2 separate regions of the Homo sapiens genome follow, and region 2 is linked to region 1. A link is a loop called in an ENCODE intact Hi-C map of the cell type or tissue named here. Cell type or tissue: breast epithelium. All regions are shown on one strand. Each heading gives the region's core, and the rest is flanking DNA. Links, peaks and the distances in the headings are about the cores only. Region 1 holds the start of LINC02493 (long intergenic non-protein coding RNA 2493). Region 2 has its middle 98 kb from the start of LINC02493.

Region 1 (11,234 bases), core at 1,330-9,329:
TTGCAGCAACACCAATTGTTTGCTTGTTTTTTAATAGGAATATGGTTTTCCACCTATTGAATTCATGATAACTGTCATGTAGTCAAATAATCACCTATTGTTGAAAATACTGGTGATTTCCAGTTTTTTCCTGTTGCTATATGCTTGCAGCCAAATCTTTGCCTTACTTGAGGAAATGCTGGATCACAGTGTATGCAAATTTCTTTTAAAAATTTCAATACATTGAGTATTAAAGTGTTGTACCAATTTTATCCTCACCATCAATATGAAAGTAACCATTTCCCTTCACTCTCTTAAAAATTGGATAGTGTCACTCTCTGTATTTTTTTAAACCAGGCTTTAATGTCAAAGGAAAAAAAAAAACTTCTAGGAGATATACCTAATGCTAAATGACGAATTAATGGGTGCAGCACACCAACATGGCACATGTATACATATGTAACAAACCTGCACATTGTGCACACGTACACTAAAACTTAAAGTATAATATAAATAAAAAGAAAAAAAAAACTTCAGCTTTTGCATTCTTCCAAACTCAAAACCAAGGCTGCTTAGTCTTCACGTCTTTTCTTTGGGTTCTATGCTCCTTTACTAGTCTGTAGCAATGTAAGGGACACTAGGCCAATGGCTCAAGGATTTAACACCAAATCCAGTTGTGCTGATGATCTTATTTGCCTCCTACCACTCTCTGCAATTGAGCTATGAGCTTAAGCATTCATCTGAGATCCAACTTTGACCAATGGCTCCCTTAGCTTATTTCCTGGTGGCAAATCCTCTGAGGATCTATGTGGGTTGAATAGTGGTCCCTCAAAACATACGTTTATGCAAAACCATGAATGTGACATTATTTGGAAAACAGTCTTTGCAGATATAATAAAGCTAAGAATCTTGAGATGAGATCATCCTGGATTAGGATGGACCCTAAGTCCAATGACAAGTATAGAGAAAAGAAGGAGAGAAGACACAGAACGAAGAGGAGAACACACAGAGCTGAAATCCAGGGAAGACAGGCAGAGATTAGATTTTTGCAGCCAGAAGCCAAGGAACACCTGGAACCACAGAATCTGGAAGAGGTAAGGAAGGACTTACGAGAAAAAAATTACTGTTGTTTTTAGCCACCAAGTTTCTGGTGATACTGCAGCCCTATGAAAGTAATGTAAGACCCTACAAAAAAGTTCTATTCTGAGTGTTTCTCAGTCACTTAAAAATCCTGGTGACCAGCTCTATGACACTTGCCTATAAAGAGGATTTTTAAGTGACTAAGAAACACTCAGAATAGAACCTACTTAGACTTTATCCTATTCATTAGGCAAACATTTATTGAGCACCTACAATATAGCAGGCCTTCTTGTGGGTACTGGGTAAAAACAAAACTGAAGAAGACATAATCCTGTAACAGACAAACAAATACCTACTGTGCAACCTACAGGGCGACTGTAGGCAGAGAGAGTGGGTTGTGGCCATGTCATAGAGTACCATATTGACAGAGTTAAAATCTTCGCCTTTATCCTGTATATAATGGAGTACTTTAGAGGGTTTTAGGCAATTATTACCCACATCCCCAGGCTCCTCTGATACTAAACTTCTCTGACATCTACTCCAGGGCCAGCCTGGACATCTGCCTGTGACCTGCAGTGGGACTCTCCTGGTTTTACATCTGCCTGCCCTGACTTGCTCTATGACCACACTAAGTTCCTGCTACTGTTCATTCTCCAGGCCTCCATAGTCACAGTCACTGCCCCAGAGTAAACAGCTAGTCCGGTTCTGGCCTCACCTGATTCACCAACTGAGCCCAGGTGCACTACATTATTATTTATTTATTTTTTGAGATGGAGTCTCGCCCTGTTGCCCAGGCTAGAGTGCAATGCCGCAATCTCGGCTCACTGCAACCTCTGCCTCCTGGGTTCAAGCGATTCTCCTGCCTCAGCCTCCTGAGTAGCTGGGATTACAGGCGCCTGCCGCCACACCCAGCTAAGTTTTGTATTTTTAGTAGAGACAGGGTTTCACCACATTGGCCAGGCTGCTCTCGAACTCCTGACCTCGCGATCCACCCACCTCGGCCTCCCCAAGTGCTAGGATTATAGGCATGAGCCACCATGCCTGACCAGTGTGCTACATTATTAATTTATTCATTCATTCGAGAATTATATGCTTACTATCTACTATTTTCCAGTCCCTGCTTGTACAAAAATGGGTAATATTCAGTCTTTGCCCTTAAGATGCTTACCATCAAAATGTCTACCTAATAGTCTCCTCAGGCTGCCATCACAAAATGCCACAAACTTGGTAACCTAAACGACAGAAATTTATCTTTTCACACTTCTGAAAGTCAGAAGTCTAAGATAACAGTGCCAGAAGAGTTAGTGTCTGATGAGGTCTTGAGTTGTAGATGGCTGCCTTCTCCCTGGGCCCCTATATGGCCTTTTTTGTGCACTCAAACTCCAGTTCTCTTCCCCTCCTTATAAGGACATTAGTTCTATTGGATTAGGGTTCTACCCTTATGACCTCATTTAACCTTAATTACCACCTTAAAGGCTGTGTCTCCAAACATAATTCCATTGAGGATTAGGGCTTCAACGTATGAATTTAGGGGTTTGGGAGCATGGTGGGGACACAATTCATTCCATAACACCATCTAAGTGGAAAAGGCAAATATGTACACATAATTGCCATGTGATGAAACAAATAACATAAAGGTATTGGGTATTTCTGTGGTGAAGCATCTAACCTATCTAGATGGATCTTTAAAGAAGACATAGTTACTTAGGTGGACCAGATGGAGCAGGGAAACCCAGGCAGAGAGAACAGTTTTTGTAAAATGCAAACATGAAACAACATGATCTGTTGAGTAGATGGCAAGTAATTCAGGATGGCTGAGATAGACAGAGAGTGGCTTAGGGTATCATGAAGACAAGACTCAAAAAGCATGCCATGTCCTCATGGAAGCCCACCCCACTCTTCTCATCTTCTGCCACAACCTTTTTTCCCATGCTGTAGTCACTGTGTGTTCCTTCCTCACCCCAATCAAAATATTATATCCTCTGCCTCAGTCCTAGACACATTTAAAATAATAGCCTCTTATATTTTGCATAGTACTTTACAGTTTACAAAACACCTTTACTATATCATTTGACCCTCATAGCTGCCCAGTAGAGAACAAATATTATATCAATATATACAGTGAAACCAATATTCAAATAGTAATCATAATAATAGACTTGCCCAAGATCAGAGGACTGTGCTATGGTTATTTTATGGGTAGAACCCAGACCTCTGCCTGGCGATCTAGTGTTCTCTCTTTGACACTACCTGCATTTTTCTCTGCTGTTTGCTTCTTGTGCTGTAATTCTCCGGTAACGCTTCTACATTTTGACAGAGCTTTCTGGAAATAATGTGTTAACCAACAGAAAAAGCTCAGAGTGGGAATGTTGGGCCTGGCAAGATATTTTTTTGGCCTGGCAGGCCTGTCAAAGCCCATCGAATCACACATTTGCCTCACAAAGGGCCAACCCAGAGCAAAGCCCATGGGGACACTTCGCCGAGAGGAGCAAATTAAAGCACTTCCAAGTCAGGAAATGCCAAGCTAGACTTTTCTATGGTGTTAACTTGCTGGCCCAAAGTACACCAAACAGTAATTTACCTACAGCCTAGCTGCAGAAAATTCCTACCCAGCCTAGCTGGAGGTAAATCCTTCTCTGACTGTACTTTTGTCAGCGTTGCCAAGGCAACAACTCTCACCACTCTCTGGTCATTTTTAGTTTCAATGACAAAGTTTGCGTTGACTTAGCTGTAAGTCTGATGCAGAAAACTTTTACTCACTGGAATGCATGAGGAATGGGTTCCCTAAGTTTTCAACAAATCTGAGACTACATTGTCCCTTAAAAATATTTGTCCACCATTTTGGATAGTAACTTCTCTAAGATTCTTCTCTCATATCTATGTCTTCCTCATACAATCTATAGAGCATAATTTAATTGATTTTTGAGAAGATCCTTTTGAAGAGTGGCCTTTTGAAAACACAAATTTTATTCCAACGTGAAGTTTAAATTCTTATAAGTTTGGGAAAGTGCCTTTCACCATTCACCCGTCTACCTTTCCAATCTCATATGTTGTTGGTCTCTTCCCATTCACTAGAGGAACACCGAATTAACCATTATTTTTGGAAGATTCACAGAACACACCACACTCTTTCTTATGTCTGAGTATTTATACACAAGGTAGCCCTTCATTCTTTTCTCTGCTAAGAAAATTCTTATGCAGCCTTGACTATCCAGCTCGACAACCACATACACAAAATCTTTCAAATGCTCCTCCTAGCCACAGTCCCAGAGCATTTTGTACATAGGCCTTTATTGCAAGAATTTATGTGCCTGACTCCCTTACCTCATCTTTGTACCCTAATGTCTAGTTAGCACAGCCCTGGCCTCATATAGGTGCTAAATACATAGTTAACATTATTACCAAATAAACAAGTACTAAACTCCATCAAAAATACCATTGACTTGGTGTTTACTATGTGTCAGACACTATGATAGGAACTTTCCATGTGTTTCTCACTAGTTCTCCTAACAGCCCAGTAAGTGCAGAGCCTGAAATCAGACTCAGCTCTCCTATTCCCCAAAGGCAGGCTTTTCCTCTATCCTACGTGGCACAGCACATTCTGAACAAATCAATGTACTAAACTAAAAGCACGGGGGTTGTTAATCAATTGAAGAGTGACTTGTGGCATCCATGCCATGCAGCAGTTAAACAGCCAAGGGTCAGAGCAGGCTGCAGGAGGTCAGGACCCAGGGTTTGAATAGGCAGAGGGTTTGAGCAGGAATCAGATGCAATATGCAGAGTCAAAGGAGAAGCTGTCGCTGGAAAAGTCAAACAAATCTAAAACACACTTGGAGTCACATATGCAAATGTTTACAGGGCTAGGAAAACAAGGGAGAGGATTAAAGCAAGCCACATCACTTCCGCTCAGAAATCTTTTTCCTTTTCACTGAATCCCATGGCCCTCTGGGTCTTTCATTTGACCACTTTGGATAGTAATCTACGTACAAGACGTAATTTACATTCACCTTCCTTCCACTCCAGGAAAAACAATAATGCCTGCATATGGAAAATGGCAGCTGACACTGGATCACCATGCGGAGATTATCACTGGGAGATATTGACAGGCTTGATTCCAGGAGGGAGGTGAAGTCTGGAAAATTATTTCCAGATGGTGGAATTTTTAAAAAGAAGCTGGAAAGTTGCATTATTATGAAAGACCTAATTTTTAAAAATCAGAGCCATATGCAAAAATGTTTAAAATATTATGTGGGATCCAGCCAAATCTTCAACTTTATTGGACCTAAACATCAACTGGGGAGCTTGTTAAAACACAGATTATGGGGCCCTATGCCAAGAGATTCTGGTTCAGTTAAGTCTTGGTGGGGCCTGAAAATGTGCATTTTTAACAGGCTCCCAGGTGAACTGATGCTGCCAGCCCAGAGATCACACCTGGAATAGCACAGGGCTAGACACAAGTAGTACCAGCTCCAGTATTCTGGCAGCCCATTTGGCATCTCTGGTCTAGAGATTTAGAGAAGGAAACTAGGAGCAGGAGACAGCCAAGTAAACCCTGGTCCTGGGATAGAAGTTGTGTTATATACACTTTGATGCTTCTCTTAGAAAAGGTGTCTTTAAGTAATATGGGTAAGATAGCAGACCTCCAAAAAACTTCTACACCTTGGCCTTGGACTAGGAAGAATTCAAGGATCCACAAGGTGCATGTAGAAATTTGTTGGGAATCAGACAGTCACAAACATAATTGGTAAATGGGATGGAAGAGGAGAGAGCTAAGGACCCAACATAATTTGGCTTAGAAAAACAAAGACCAAGTGGTGACTCACTAACAATCTTCAAGCACGAGTGGGGAATTTAGGGGAAGACGGTGAACAGCTGTTTCTGCTTCTGCTGGGGCTTGGCTAATATAACCGGAGTTTCCAGAACAGCAGGAAGGGCTGAAGTAGAAAAAGAACTCCAGTACCTGACAGCTGTGAAAGATAGTCATTGATTGCCATGGGGGTTCCATCTTTCAGGTCTTTAAAATCGGATAAATGATAGCTTCTTAAAACATTCAAAGACCCCCCTCTCCCTGTCAGTGTTTCTCAAAGTGCAGGACGCAGGCCACAGCTGGTAGAGAAGACATTTGGGTGCTGCACAGATAATGAATTAAGTGACTTTGGCTCATAAAAGGAAAGAGGTATTCCCTTTTCAATTGCCTTTCATTACTAGAGTGTGTCAAGGAGAAAGTCTACATGAAGTGCTGTCTTTCCCAACTCTCTAACACTTGCTGGTCTCCCTTTTAACAGACAGGAGGAGGTCTTAGCTGCATCATGTTACACAGGCAACAGCATGTGTGAGGACTGACTGTCATTGTTTTGTTTCACGGTATTTAACGGTTTTCTCCCTGCAAAGTAATGCTGGTTTTCCATTTAAGGTAGCAGTAGAAAGTTTCCTCTTTCCAAATCTGTGCACCCTTGCAATGAGACTTTGCAAACTTGCCTACCAAGAGGAGACTCTGAGAGCAATCAATAAATTAGAAAATCAATAAATTTAGGAAGGCAAAGTCCACGAAATTATAGAGAGATATCAAGCCAAGGATACTGTATTAGTTTGTTTTCATGCTGCTGATAAAGATATACCTGAGACTGGGCAATTTACGAAAGAAAGAGGTTTAATTGGACTTATGGTTCCACATGGCTGAGAAAGCTTCATAATTATAGAAGAAAGTGAGAAGGAGCAAGTCATGTCTTACATGGATGGCAACAGGCAAAGAGAGAGCTTGTGCAGGAAAACTCCCCCTTATAATAACCATCGGCTCTCATGAGACTGTCACAAGAGTGGCACTGGAAAGATCTGCCCCCATGACTCAGTTACCTCCCACCAGGTGTTTCCTACAACACGTTGAGCATTCAAGATGAGATTTGGGTGGGGACAAGCCAAACCATATCATATACTGATGGATGATGGCCATGGCAAAAATTGGCATATGGTAGGTGGAAGAATGATGTTTTAGAAACACGAATCAAATCGAAGCCTCCCTTTTATGAACAAGAAAACTGAAGTTCAGAAAGTCAAAGGACATTCTCAGTTCCATGCAGCATTTGCAGGTGAAGCTGAGACTAGAGACAAGCTTGGTCAGGAGAGAGGAAGCGGGGAGGTGGAGGCTTCCATCAGCAGCACCTGCAGCATCCTTCTCTATAGCACAGCTCCTCATCCACTCCACCTGTGGTACATGAAGCCCTGAATGAAACGGACCAGTTTTCACTCCAGTGCTGTGGCCATCTCTCTGTGTGACTTCACCTGTGTGAGCATCTCTGTCAACAAAGTGAGACTCTAATTCAGGTATCACTTGGGCAAAAAGTGAAGTACCACACACTAACATCCCTAAGTAAACTCTAAAAGGTCTCAAAATGGAAAGTGCAAGAAATAGAAAAGCATATTCTACTGCTACTTCTCAAAATCTGATATTAATATGTCCTGATAATGGTAATATGTTAGTGGCTGAATATCAATTTTCTCATTAACTTTATCCTGCTTTGAACAGAAAGAAAAAAATAAACATAGCTTGCAAACATTTTATTTCTTCCTGAATTGACTCTCATGCATAAACTATTATTCAGCAGTGGCCTAAATTATATAATATTTTCACAGAACTGTAGGTTTATTTCTTTCAAGCATATCTCGAGGCTTTCCTCATTCAGAAGGCAAGAACGTTTCATAATTAGCACACAAACATGCGTTTCAACAGAAATAACCTTTCATTATGTTGTCTGGAGTGAAATAGGTGTTTCTAAGGACTTAAGAGCAGACTTTATTGTTTAAAAGATATATATTCTCCTTGAAATTGGGTTCAAACTATTTTTTTGTTTATTAATCCATCTTTTAGATATTGCTAATAGATGAACTTTACCCCAGGCCTTCTCCAAATAATCACAGATTCCTAACGAACATGACCAAATTAGCAAGTTTTTACTATAAATATATTTAATGAGATTTGGTTGATTTGAATACAGTATTTTTTAAAATTAAGATTAATAAACTCTCAATTTCAGTTTAATAAAGAAAAAAATGCATTTAATATCAGCTTGCCAGAGATATTGCAGAAATGAGTGATTTCTATCCTCTGATAATGCAAATCTGTAACATCCATCCTATTGCACAAATACATCATTCAGAAAGGTAAAGGTTGCTTCCAGAAATAATAGTTGTATAAAGGTGTTCCAACCCTCAGTAAATTAAAGATGCTGCCTCACTCCTACTCTCCATGCTGAACAGAACACTGGAGGAACCTATTAATAGCATCGTTAGTTTCAAGGAGGCAGTTTACATGGAATTTGGATCTTAATGTACAGAAATAGATACTCATCTACTCTCCCAGCAATGCAACAATCTTAATGGAATAATATTTTCAAAATGAAAACTCTGCCCTAATGAAAGTCCCCTTTTTCATGAAAATAAGGAAGAGATATAACAATGTCAAGGCTCTTCATTTACTTGAATGATCTCATAGCCTCACCAAAAATGTATACTTAAGCCCAAGGATTATTTTTTAGAAATAATAATGCTAAACTAACTGCAGAATATATTTAGCTGTAGATAATACAAACCAATAGACACTCAAACATTTTTTCTAAAAATGAAACTTATAAATATTTATTTTAAAGGGTCAACAGTGTAAGTTTTTGTAGCTTAAGCAAGTTTAATGCCACCATGTAAAATAGCTGAAGTAAAGAGATTCTGTATATTTAAACCTGTAATATGTTAACATCATTAGCTGAATTTTAGAATAGCAGACTTTGTTTTCATGTCCCAGAAACCAATTTGGTAGTAAACTAAGTTGCCCTTGGGAAGGGTGTGTGTGTGTGTGTGTGTGTGTGTGTGTGTGTGTGCGCGCGCGCATGTGTGTGTGTGTATGTAGTGAGTGAATAGCTCTCTTCAAGTATCTGAAGAGCATCTTAAGAAAGACTGATGGGATTTATTCCTTGTGGAACAGAATTAGAATGTGACTCACACTCCCTGGAACTGTGTAATATGAAGCCTGTACAACTAAATGTGGTGACCCTGGTCCAAGAAATGAAAGGGATGAAAGCTTGATGGTTCCAAATATGGAAATTGACCTCTCCTCCCAGAATCTGTGCACCTTTGCAATGAGACTTTGCAAACTTTCCCACCAACTGGAGGGACCTTTTTCCTCAGTCTTTGAACCTGGAATGACCCTGTGACTCACAGAGTCTCAGAGTGATATTGTGCCAGGTCCAAGCCTAAGCCTCAAAAGCCTTTGCACACCTTTCCTCTTGTTCCTAGAACGCTGCTGCTGTGACATGAATGAGTTCAAACCACCCTGGTAGAGAATAAGGGACCACAGCAAGGACAGACCAGCCATTCCAACTGATGCCATCCCAGACCAGCCAGACCCCAGCTGATCTTCCAGCTGCCCACAGATACATGACAGAGCCCAGCCACAATCAGCCTATCCTGGCCTGGTTCAGCAGAACCCACCCAGCCCATTGACTCAAGAGCAGTAACTAATGGTTGTTATCTTAAGCTAGTAAGAGTTGGGGTGGTTGTTTATGCAGCAAAATCTGTTATCTTCCATGATGAATTCAAAGCTAGAACAAGTGTTGCACTTTGAGTTTTACAACAGGTAGATGGATGGATTTGGGGCATTGAACCTTAGAAGAAACAGGGCTAACTGTGAAAGAACAGAGTGCATCCCTGAGGAAGTAGAGATGCTTTCCTTCAAATGGTCATCTGGCTTGTGCTGGTAGCTGGGCTAGTGAGATACAGTAGCAGCCAGCATGAAAGAGACTTTCCTCCGTGTGGTCCAGCTATGTCGGCAGGACAGAGAAAGGCCTGTGCTTGCTGCACAACAGTGAGAAGTCACTGTAGAGAGGAGGTACAGGAAGTGGGCTCTCCTTGCTTTGGGGTTGGAGTTGGATGGACATCCTCTGTAGGCTGCTTAGGCTCTCAATGATCTCAGGAAGGGTCACGAGGGCCCCAATTCCCCAAGAGAGCCCACTGTTCTTCTTGTCAATCAGATAGATGAAATTAAAGAAAGTTCCAAAGTAATTTGGATTCATAGAAATGCTCACATCTCAAATATTAAAGACCTATCCATATATGCTACATCAAAATTAAACATCACTTTGTGTGTCATTTAATACACACACTGTATCTTGAATCTGTCTTGAGTAATATTCATATTATTATTCTGCCTTTCTTTTGTTTTGATTTGCCTGATATAAATTCATTAATCTTGTTTAAAAAGTCTGTAATGTAATATGCATTTTAAAAAACATGATAACCAGGCACCACTGCCAGAGTTTAGGTCCAAGGTGGGGCCTGAATGTCAGCACTTAATGTACCACGTAATGTTAACGTACAGCCAGGGCTGAGAACTGCTGATCTAGAACTTTCCCGTTTATCCTACCCAATGCACAAAATCTTTAGCACAGATTTACTTCTCCGCTGCACCACCATATCCCCCAGGTTTTCTTGAAAACACCTGGAATTTTATTTCTTCAAGATTTGTTCTTTTTTTTTTTTTTTTAACATTGTGCTTCTCACCTTCTGGGAATACTTTCCCTTTCATTTCAGCCTCAATAATAACAATTATTTAGGCCTAATTATGAGTTCAGCTGGCTCCTTTGCTCATCAGTGTGTCTTCTATTCAACCTCCCCTTCCATGGAGTTTATGAGTCAATCAAGATACTTTCAGCCGCCAGGAACAGACCTCACTGTCCTCCCTCCCCATCTCACCCTACAGCAGTGGTTTGTAGAGTGGGGGCATTTGGTATTTCACAACTAGAAGCCTGGCCATAGTCCCTGTTGGTTAATCTAGCAGCTCTACCATGTCATCAAGGCACCAGGTGTTCATCTTTCTGTTCTGCCAGGCTCAGCATACCAATGAGCCCTCTTATGGTTTTAAAATGGTGACAGTGTTTCCCAGTGTTATTTGCAGACAAATAGCATCTGAGACAGAAAAAGATATTTCCTCCCATAGGGCTTAAGGAAAACTTTTTCCAGAAGCACGCAGTGTTTTCTAGAACCTAGAGATAGATTCTCCTCTCCCATCACTGGCAAGGAGAATAAGATCACCATGCCTGGCTTAGTCTAACCATGATTCATTCCTTGTGGCTGAAGAGGGGCCAGCCTCTCCTGTACACGTCTATCTGGTACTTAGACAAAATTCTGAA
Region 2 (11,234 bases), core at 1,849-9,848, 100 kb before region 1:
GGGAATGTACACCTCCTGAGATTTGATTGCCTCCTTGGAACTAATGATTCTTCTGTGCTTCATAAGATTATCACGGGTATGAAGTGATTTTACGAAGTCAAGAGTCATTTTAAAACTTTGATGGATTACACAAGCAATAGTTGTTACTATATAAGAAATTTCCACTCAAATCTGTAACTCCTACCTGACCTTTTCTTTTCAACAATGGTTATACATTTTTTAAACATGCAATATAGTTATTATCCTTCTAGCAACAAAATCAGTGAGGGCCAGCATGTGAAGTTCTAATAAATCCTGAACTCAGTGTGTTCTAATATGCACTGAATTAGTTTTTGACACACCCTCTCCCAATACCGTGTGATGTAAGGGTTGTGATCAGTCTTATAAATTTTCATATCATACGCCTAAGTGGTGACAGAAATTCTAAGCCTACCAATTCATTTGTTCAAAAATTCATTTGTTTCTCCAAATATGAATTTAGAAGTGTGCTTCCTAACTGGCCTTTAAGAAGCTGTGTATCGGCTGGGTGCAGTGGCTCACGCCTGTAATCCCAGCACTTTGGGAGGTTGAGGCGGGTGGATCACGAGGTCAGGAGATCGAGACCATCCTGGCCAACACGGTGAAACCCTGTCTCTACTACAAAAATACAAAAAATTAGCTGGGCGAGGTGGCGAGCACCTGTAGTCTCAGCTACTCAGGAGGCTGCACCAGGGGAATGGCGTGAACCTGGCAGGCGGAGCTTGCAGTGACCTGAGATCGCACCACTGCACTCCAGCCTGGGCGACAGAGCAACACTCCGTCTCAAAAAAAAAAAAAAAAAAAAAAAAAAAGAGCTGTGTATCTGGCTCTGGAAAAAGTTCTACTCAGTCTCATCACAGTGGGGCTCAAGTAGTGGATGTGATTTATTTTGTGTTGGTTTTCATCATAAAGCCCTGGTGTTGAACTTTAGCTTCTTTGATTCAATAATGATAATACTAACGAATGACAATGATTATGTTATTTTTAAGGCTTCTCTGGAGCTATGTATTTTAAGAAATTAAGGCAATTTACATGTTTTATACTTGAAATGATGGTTCGTGACCTCACTATATAAGGCATTAGATATAGCTAATTATTTGCCTGTGTTAGAATCACCTTATTTTGATATAGAAAGCAGTCTTTTTTTTACTTTGCCAGATTTTAATTTTTTTCTAAAATTTCAGTAATCTCATTATTAATTTCCAGACAGTAAATATTAATTGCATAACATTAAATACACAAAAAGTATGAAGATATTTAATAATATTTACAACCTTATTTTTGATACTACATGTCAAAATTGTTGTATATGTCCTTGCAAATAAACACACACACGCATACACATTTTTAAAGTGAAATGTATATTAAATATTTCACCTGGGACATTTTACAAATTTTTCCCTGTTTTAAAACAAATGCCTATTTATTATAAAAAATTTGAGAGGACGTTTAAGATGTTTTTACTCATTAAAGACATCTTAAAGAAAGTAAAACAACAAATTACCAACTGCAAGAATTAATTTGTAACACAATTAATTGATAAGTGACTAGAATCAAGAATATATAAAGAGTACATAAAAAGTTCCTTTAGGCCAGGCGCAGTGGCTCACGCCTGTAATCCTAGCACTTTGGGAGGCTGAGGCAGGCGGATCACAAGGTCAGGAGATCGAGACCATCCTGGCCAACATGGTGAAACCCCGTCTTTAAAAAAATAAGTAAATAGCTCCTTTAGATACAAAACAAAAAGACAAAATACCCTAATGAAAAATGGATTTTAAAAGTATGAACAGGAACAAAATAGGAGCAGAAATACAACAGGCTAAAAAAGAAAAATACAAACAGATGTTCAATCCCCATAGTAATTAGGAAAATGTAAATCAAGATTAAAATGTAACTTTACAGCCAATTGATTGAAAAATAATGTTTTGGACAAATTTGTGATGGACAATAATTTAAAAAGTTGGAAGAATATCAAATTTTGAAAAAAATTTGGGAAGAAGTTTAAGATGTTTTTACTCATTAAAGACATTTTAAAGACAGTAATAACAAATTCCCAACTGGGAGAATTCATTTGTAACACAATTATTGATAAGTGACTAAAATCAAGAATATGTTGATATTCTTGATATCAATGGCACAAATTTTGGAGACAGAGAGGGAGAGGAGAGAGATTTCTGTCCATTATTAATTACCTAGTCTCAGGTATCCTATTATAGCAGCACAAAATAAATTGATATACCTTCTATGGAAAATTGCCTCAATCACATCCCTTGCGAAGGGACACAGCCAGTGTTTTTGCCTTTATAGCAGGGGCCATATTCAGTACCAAACAATCACTCCTCAGCCACGATAATTTAACTAGAAATGATCACCTGACTCACAGTAAAATAACAGGTTGATAATTCAGACACTCTGATTTTAAAAATACGGCAGCAAATTCTTTGGCACCCTCCTATAAAGAAGACAGAGGTCATCTATGCCTCCTCTCCTTGAATCTGTGCTTGCCTAGCCGAAAGAATATAGCAGAAATGATACAATGTCAGTTTCCAAAGGGAGGCCTTCTGAGGTTGTAACCTCTACTTCCTCTCTTTTGAAATGCTAGTCACCATGCTGCAGAGAAGCACAAGTAGCCATGTAAAGAGGCTCATGTGGGAAGGAACCTAGGCCCCTGGCCAGCAGCCTCCACTGAGCTCCCAGCCAACAGCCAGTACCAACTTCCAGGTATGTGAGCGAGTCATCTGGGCTATGGATCCTTCAGCCCCATTTGAATCATTTCGGTTGATACCTCATGAAGCAGAGATAAGCTGGACTCACTGAACCCTTCCCAATTGCAGAGTCACGAACGAGTTTTGGGATGGCTTGTTACACCGCAACAGATAACCAGAATTCCTAATTTCTCAGGCCCCACTTCTCAGATTTTTTAATGTGGCCTGGCCCAAAAACGTTTCAGGAACAGGGAGCGACCAGTCCCATTAGATTCCTATGATTAGGAATTTAAATTAGAAAAGATGGAGAAATAAGTGTTGGCAAAAAAGAGAAGTTAGAAGTCCACCAGGATGGAAGAGAGGCCATGAAGGGAAGAGGAAGTAAGGCAAGAGAAGCCAAGAGAGAACTGAGGGAGTCCAGGTTAAACCCTGGCCTATGCTGTCATGTGACTATTTACATTAAACTTCCTCTGCATAGACAAAAACATGGGTTTTGCTGGTAGTCAGCATATTAGAACTCTCAAAATAAAACTAATCCTGAGCATCACCTAGTTAAGAGAGAAAATGACTTATCATTTCCCTCATCTGGGATTTATGAGTACCTCTGGAATTACCAAAAAGTGACCAAAAATTTTTTAAATGAAGACAAAGTGGCTCACACCTGTAATCCCAGCAATTTGGGAGGTAAGGTGGGTGGATCACCTGAGGTCAGGAGTTCAAGACCAATCTGGCCAAGATGGTGAAACCCCGTCCCTACCAAAAACACAAAAATTAGCCAGGTGTGGTGGCAGCACCTGTAATCCCAGCTACTTGGAAGGCTGAGGCAGGAGAATCACTTGAACCCAAGAGATGGAGGTTGCAATGAGCCAAGATCATGCCACCGCACTCCAGCCTGGTCAACAGAGCAAGACTCCATCTCAAAAAAAAAAAAAAAAAAAGAAGACAAAGAAATTTGTCTTGATTTACAAAAGGACAAAGAAAAAGACAGAGTTTGATGTGGATGTGTGTATTAGTTTTCCATTGCTGTTTAGTAAGTTACCACAAACTCAGAGGCTCAAAACACCACCAACTTATTATCTCAGAGTTTCCAGGGGCATGAGTCAACTGGGCTCTCTTCTGAGGGTCTTACAAGGCTGAAATCAACGTGTTGGTCAGCCTGCATAACTGGAACTACCATTTCTTCCTAGTTGTACCTGGGGACTGCTCTCAGGTGGTAGTCACATGTGCTCCTCCATTGGCTCTCTCTCTCCACATGGCTGTCTACTTCTTCAGGACTAGCAGAGGAACCGCTTATACTCTATACCTTTTCCTTCAAGAAGAGAACAATGTCTTTGAAAGGCTCACCCAATTAAGCCACACTCAACCAGAATAATCTTCTTTTTGATTAACTCAAAGTCAACCCATCAGGGACCTGAATTACATTTGCAAAATGTCTTCATTTTTGTCACATAACCTAATTATAGCCACAGTCTTGCCCCACTCAAGGGGAGGGCATCATATAGAGCATATACATAAGGGGTGTGGACAGTTTAGGGGCCACCTTAGAATTCTGCTTACCACAGTAGGGTTATCAGGTATAATTATAGGATGCCAAGTTAGATTTCAATTTCAGATAAACAACAAATAATTTTTTAGTATGCTTGCTTCCTGAACTTAGCCTTCAGAATGTTCTAGTGCCTACAATAGGGTCATGAGCTCAAATGTTCCTAGGGGGCAAGAAGGTGATGTGAGTAGAGAGGCCAGGTAGGAACTGTGGCCGACTTAGAGGCTCATGCCTCAGGTAACGGAGGCCACAGCTCTGCAACTGCAGCTGGCTGTTGCCATGAGGACTCACAGGCCAAGTGGCAGGAACTTCTGATGCTTTTTCAAGAGATAGTACTTCAACTTGAATTTCTACATGAAGTGTTCCAGGGATGACCGTTAATCCAACATTTAAAAACAAAAACATTTTATGAGTTACATAAAACACATTTATGGAATATATTTTGGCCCATGGAAGCCAGTTTGCAACCCATAATCTAAGATCTGCAATCCTTGAGACTTTGGTTCCTCCAGGATGCGGGGAGGGCTTCCCTTGGTCCTGCTCATGACACTCTCCTGTCTGAAGCCCACAAAATTTATATCTCTTTGTACTCCCATCTCACTTAGCCACTGAGCTTCATCTCTAAAACAAAATTGATTTGCCACATCAGAAAACTGATTTACAAGTCCTCTACGGCAGCCCTAATGCCAACAAATCAAATGCCAGATTTACAAATCCTCCGAAATGCACAATAAATGCCAAATAAAAACTTTCAATTTACCAATCTTTATTTGTAGGAAGCATAAATCAGAAATGGGATGGAATGGCTCCTGGCATTATTACGATTAAGTTTTGAAGTCCAGATTTTTTTTTACTTTACATTTCCTTTCAAATTTGATCTTCTCTTTATGAGTGGACTTCTGGTTTTAATGACTGTGTAAAAATAATAGCCTTAGTTGCAGCTTAGAAAAGATGTTAGGCCAATGGAGGCTTCAGTTGGATATTAAAGCCCACAGTATTTTTAATTTGGGGAATCAGCAAGGCCTTTGGGGGTCATTTCTGGCCAGTGTTTTATTCGCCAAGAGGGTTTGCTGGACACAGGCCTTGTGTAGCCAGGAAAGGCCCTAAACATCCCAACCCAAAGTCTTTTACCTTATTTGGTTTGTTTTTTAGTGGCATTTAATACTCTCTCCAATTTATCATGAGGCTTGACTTTAAGATGCTTTTTTTCAGAGAAGTCTCAATCTTTGGCTCAGAAGCCTTTGAAGACCTGACTTCTGCCCAAGACAAACAGAAAACATTAGAAGTGATGGGTGCTCTTTGGCAATTGTCAGCTCTAGGTAGTGATGAGGAAGGTATTGTGTCTGGGGATCATGGTGCTGGAGCTTTGAACATTTCTGCCTTTGTTCTTTTCATCATTAACAATGGCTAACACCACCGCATATCGGTTGATACGGTTTGGCTGTGTCCCCACCCAAATCTCATCTTGAATTGTACCTCCCATAATTCCCATGTGTTGTGGGAAGGACGCGGTGGGAGATAATTGAATCATGGGCATGGTTTCCCTCATATTGTTCTCCTGGTAGTGAATAAGTCTCATGAGATCTGATGGTTTTATAAGGGGAAACCCCTTTCATTTGGCTCCCCTTATCTCTTGTCTGCTGCCATGTAATATGTGCCTTTCATCTTCTGCGATGATTGTGAGGCCTCCCCAGCCATATGAAACTGAGTCAATTAAACCTCTTTTTCTTTATAAAGTACCCAGTCTTGGGTATATCTTTATCAGCAGCATGAAAACGGACTAATACATTGGTAATCACCATGATACATGGCAACCTATGATATCAATAAATACTGTTAAAAGGAAAGAAAGTGCCAGACAAAAGAGAAATGACGAGCTCAAAGCAGGCCTTCTCTAAGCTGTCATCTTAGGTAGCTCACAGTTAAAAGCACATAATCTCATGGCAGAGGGATCACGAAGAGCACCTAACCCGGCTTCTTTGCCTGTATGTCTATGTCCCCATCAACTACGCAGTGGTGGGGGAAAGGAGCAGCTTCGGGTGAGACTGAGAGACATGAAGGGGCAATTGAAGCATTGGGATTCTTGGGGTGAGGGAGGAGCCATACAGGGGTGCAGAGAAGGGAAGGTGTCAACAGGCAAGGCAGGAGGTGTGTTCGGAGCAGTGGGCACCATCCTCTCTAGGATGAAGATCCCTCCCTTTGGTAAGGGGGTCAGGGGACACTTCTATCTAAAAAAAAAAAAAAAAAAGAATCAGAAGAAAGAAAAGAAAAAAAAAGAAACTTAGAGCGATGTCTCTTTATTCAGAAATCTTAATAAAAATTTTAAAAGCCTATAAAATATACATATAATCTGTTCCATCTAAAGTTAATCCTTGTATGAACTCCCTATTAAAGGACCTTTTGGTAAGGGGGTGAGAGGACCCTTCTATCTAAGAAAAAAAAAAAAAAAGAAACCTACAGCAATTTCTCTACAATGCAGAAATCGAAATAAAAATTTTAAAAGCCTATAAAATATACAGATAACCTGTTCCATCCAAAGATAATCCTCGTACGAACCCCCTATTAACAGACTATACATAGTAATGGAATATAACATTATATATGATATTATCATATCATACGCCACCACAAAAGAAAAGTTGTTTTGTTAGTGTTTATTGATTGTGAAAATTCAAAGTGACAAACAGTGAGGAGTTTGAGACCAGCCTGGCCTACATGGTGAAAACCCATCTCTACTAAAAACAAAAAAATTAGCTGGGTGTGGTGGCACACGCCTGTGTGGGAGGCTGAGGCAGGAGAATTGCTTGAACCCGGGAGGTGAAGGTTACGGTGAGCTGAGATCACGCCACCACATTCTAGCCTGGGTGATAGAGTGAGACTCCATTTCAAATAAAAAAAAAAAACAAAACTACAATGACAAGCAGCCATGAATTGAGCATCAGTGCACATTTGGAGTGTAGTTATGCACGGCTCTAAGGAGTTTAGGCTATAGATCAAGTTTTGTGCACATCTTCTTACCTTGTAATATCTCCCCTCCCTTAACCCATCCTACAAGCACTCAGTTATTCCACTCACACAATCCAGTGCTGTGCCAGCAATACATGAGTGAAATCATTTAATACAAATATTTCCCATGCATCTACTATGTTTAAGGCATTTTGCCCAGATGCTGGGAATGTACTTGTAGGGAAAAAAAATCCGAGCAAAATACCTGTGTTCCTGGAGCTTGTATTATAGTGGGGAAAACGTCACTCAGTTGTGAGATGTTTCACATGTGATTTTTGCTAAAAATAATTATTACAAGTAATGGCAAAACCACAGTGACTTTTGAACCAATCTAACAATTTAAAATATTTGCAATTTATTTATTTATTTATTTATTTATTTATTTATTTTTGAGACAGAGTTTTGCTCTTCTTACCCAGGCTGGAGTGTTGTGGTGCAATCACGGCTCACTGCAACCTCTACCTCCCACTTTATTTCTTTGGTAACACAACTCTCACTGCCATTTTGAGTTTGCTACCTTGGGTGAGAAAGGAGGAGATGGAGTTATGGTTACCATTTAGGAAAATGTAGATAATAACCCTGTGCTTTTCCAAGGTAGAGTATCACATATAGGAACATTCTGTATATAACTCTCTGTTATAACTGACCAGAAAAGAAGCAAGGATCACTGCTTTGTGGAATTAATCATAATGGGTTGTTCTGTGGGCAGACATGGTACCCACAGAATGAGCCATGGACCTTCTGCAAATACCTACTGTTGCAGTTTCTGAAAGTAAAATGATCTTTACTGGTATTGAGGAAGGAGAAAATGAACAGATATGACCAAGCAGGACTCTAGAAAGCACAGCAAACCTTCATGAGGGTGTCTCTGTGCTTGGCTCCAGAATACATATACATATCACCTCTCCCCATACCTGATGGGAGCTTCTGACTGAGGGAAAAAAAGAAAGTTGGCTGAGTAATCCACAGACACAGTACAATATGTCCAGCTCACAGTTGAATCAACTGTTAGTAGAAGGGACAATAATCACTTTGCAGAGTCTCACGAAGGGGGTGACTACTGTAGAGTAAAAATGGTCTGTCCAGCAAAGAAGGAAGTGAAAGAGCATAATTCCAGTAGAAGGAACTGTATATGCAAAGGCACAGAGCCTAAGGGATCACGATATGTGAAGGGTGCAAAATCCCTGGAGCCCGGAGAACCAACTGGAGTAAGATACAAGGCCAGAAAGGTGATCTGGGGCCAGATCAAGAAGACCTAAGGCTATCTCATCTTGGGATTTAATCCTGAGGGCTAGTGCTCCCAAAAAAGAGCATGTTACCCTTGTTGGCATAGCAGATCATTTTAGAAACATTTAAAAATCATTGTTTACTTATTTTAATTTTCCTTCATGTTCAATGAAGAAAAAGCAACACATCAAAACTGAAATGTAATGAAAATTATTGCTTAGGACAAGGGCAAGTTTAAAATAAGAGTACATTTAAAGAAAATATTAAAGAAAGCATTGTAAAGATGGTACATGATACAGCTAAAAATATTGTAAAATGTGGAGGCAAATAGTGAATGTTTGAGAAATAATCCTGCTAGAGTTAGACAGGTGAGCAACCGGAATGACATGACTAGGTCTGCAGGGTGTTGTTGTGCACTGTGATTTGCCTTCCAAAGATCACCCAAGCACCAGAGCGGAGGTTGCACTAAGGTAAGTAGAGGACAGTCTGGAACTCTGATTTGGGAGACCAAAGAGTAATCCCAGAAAAAGACCTTGAAGACTGGAACTACAGCAGTGACAGTGTTGATAGTGACGGAAGGACACATTCAAATATGCTCCCCCTGCTTCCTTTCAAAGTAGAGCACAGCCTGGCACACAGGCAGGAAATGAGAAGGAGAGATGGCTTTTCCCCAGATTATTATCATTTATGCTTCCTTTCCCAATGACTGGTATTAGAATTATAACGTCGCGTGATAGTGATGTTTTCTCCTGGTGTCCGGAAGCTGCAATCTAAGTGCTCATAAACATCTTTGGGAATGGATGAACAGAGAGTATGAAAATGGACTTTCTGATTTAGTCATTACAGCATCTGTGCTGAACTGTCAGCCACCTGCAACTGGCCACATGCAAGGAAATGCCACTTTGAAGTTCACAGTCACCATCAAATATAAAAAAGAAGACAATTTATACCAGGTGGGTTGATGATTGTTTCAATCCCCAAATTTTCCTCCTTGGTGTTCATCTTTATTCTCTCTCCTATCAGCACCCCAACTTTCCTCCAAAAGCCACCCTTTCTCCACTTTAATCCCTGAGTTTAGGTGGTCTTAACACCCTCCCTTGCCTTTGAGGTGGACACAAATCTCAGGTTTGGCCTGGTTCACAAATAGGCACTTGGTACAATCTCAGTAAAGAAGATTCAATCAGCACTATGTGCTGGGACTATTTGATAAGGAAGCACTTTGTCCATTCCTGATATTCAGACCTGAAGTTCAGGAGGGCCACTACAGGGAAGGAGAATGACCCTCATCCAGAAAGAAATGGACCTTTGGGAGGTAAAGACTCTATATCCTCATGGCAATTTTTAGCCTTTTGGATATGGTTTTTCTCCCTAGACTTTTCAGTTTTGTGAGAAAATATTCCCCTCTTTTTTCCCCTCAGGGCAATTTGAGTTGGGTGTCTATCACCTACAAACTAAATGTCAGTGCACAGTCAAGCCCAGCTTAGTAAATCAGCATGTAACTGGGATGGGATGGGGGAACAACAGTGAAAAGGAGGCAAGCACTGCCAGGAAGAGGCCAAGGGGCTCATTCTGATTCATCTCTAAAAATTTAATGAGGACTTGCTATGTGAAAGGAAGTGTATTGGACAAGGTCGGGTAGGGAGTAGGAATGTAAAGACTTAAGAAAATGGTCTGTGTCCTTAAAATTATTATCCTCCCTTCAGGTTGGAGTGTTACCAGTGTAAAGCTTACAGGGCATAGGTGAGTTTCTACCCTGCCCTAACTCTACTGACCTTTAGGAAACAGGATGCCTGTGGTCAGAAGTTCCCCTTCGTGGCCAAACCAGTCAAGACTTGTGAGATCTAAGACAGCAGCTCTCTTGACCTAAGAAGAACCTCTAACTTTGTTATAACCTAATTTCCATGCTAAATGACACTCCCATAGTACCATGACAGCTGACAATCACCATGACACTGACCAGAAGAAACTATAAAAAGACAAAAAGGAAAGCAGTACTCTGGTTCCCAGAAGTTGTCTGCCCATTACCAGAAAAGATATGAATATCCCTCCCCTTGTTTTTAATGCCCAGCCCTTTCACTAAATATGTCCTATATTTCTGGCTTCCCAGCTCTCATGAGCTGAAAGGTTGATTTGGGAGCTGAGCTCCTGCCTCTCAATTCCATGGCTGTGGAATAAAATCTCTATCACTCAATGCTCACTTTCAGTTTTGCATATTGGCTTCACAGCACTGAAAAGGGAAATATCCCATTTTGGGGAGGACTGGCTTCGTTGGTAACAAGAGAAAGGTCGTGTTACCTCTGGACCTTGCCTCTACCAAAGCACGCTCCACTGCCACCTTCTCTCTTACTCTCTACATGAGATGCTATCTCCAGTCTCATTGAGGAAGTCCACACCGTCAACCAAAAGCTCCCCTAACATCCTTCACGTTGTATGAAGGATGCATTGTATCCTGCATTGTATGGAAGGTTTTAGAGCAGGGAGTGCTGCAATCAGATCTCTGCTTTTTGAAAAGTCACTTTTGAGACTTAATTTTGGCATAAAGCATTGTATGAATTTCCTGATGACTATTTTTTTTCCATTTCTGGGCAAAATTAGCACTCAGGAAATTATTTTTCTATGTATATGTATAAAATTATTTTTGTGTGACATGTTAAAAACCCTAAAACTGAAAGGGCAACATGCAGTTTGAATGAACTATGATGACCATTCTCACAGCCTTTCCTCTCCTTGTAGCC

The links. Peaks named below come from ENCODE experiments on the same cell type or tissue, not always from the same donor. Only the 100,000 strongest peaks of a DNase experiment are listed, where the experiment ranks them.
Region 2: a loop joins it to region 1, with 34 times the contacts of the local background. A loop is called at or near these places in 2 of 110 quality-filtered maps.

The regions. Positions count from the first base shown.
Region 1 is chr4:17,183,624-17,194,857 of GRCh38, forward strand. It overlaps LINC02493 (long intergenic non-protein coding RNA 2493), which reads right to left and starts at 2,434. Exons shown (of 6, transcript NR_125919.1): 1 at 2,228-2,434. In breast epithelium, for the core only: no CTCF peak of the experiment used is centred there; no DNase peak of the experiment used is centred there; H3K27ac peaks cover 2,085 bases.
Region 2 is chr4:17,082,872-17,094,105 of GRCh38, forward strand. No RefSeq gene overlaps it. Among named protein-coding and RNA genes, the nearest start is that of LINC02493, 98 kb to the right of the region's middle. RefSeq lists a silencer at 4,705-4,891 and an enhancer at 10,303-10,392. In breast epithelium, for the core only: no CTCF peak of the experiment used is centred there; no DNase peak of the experiment used is centred there.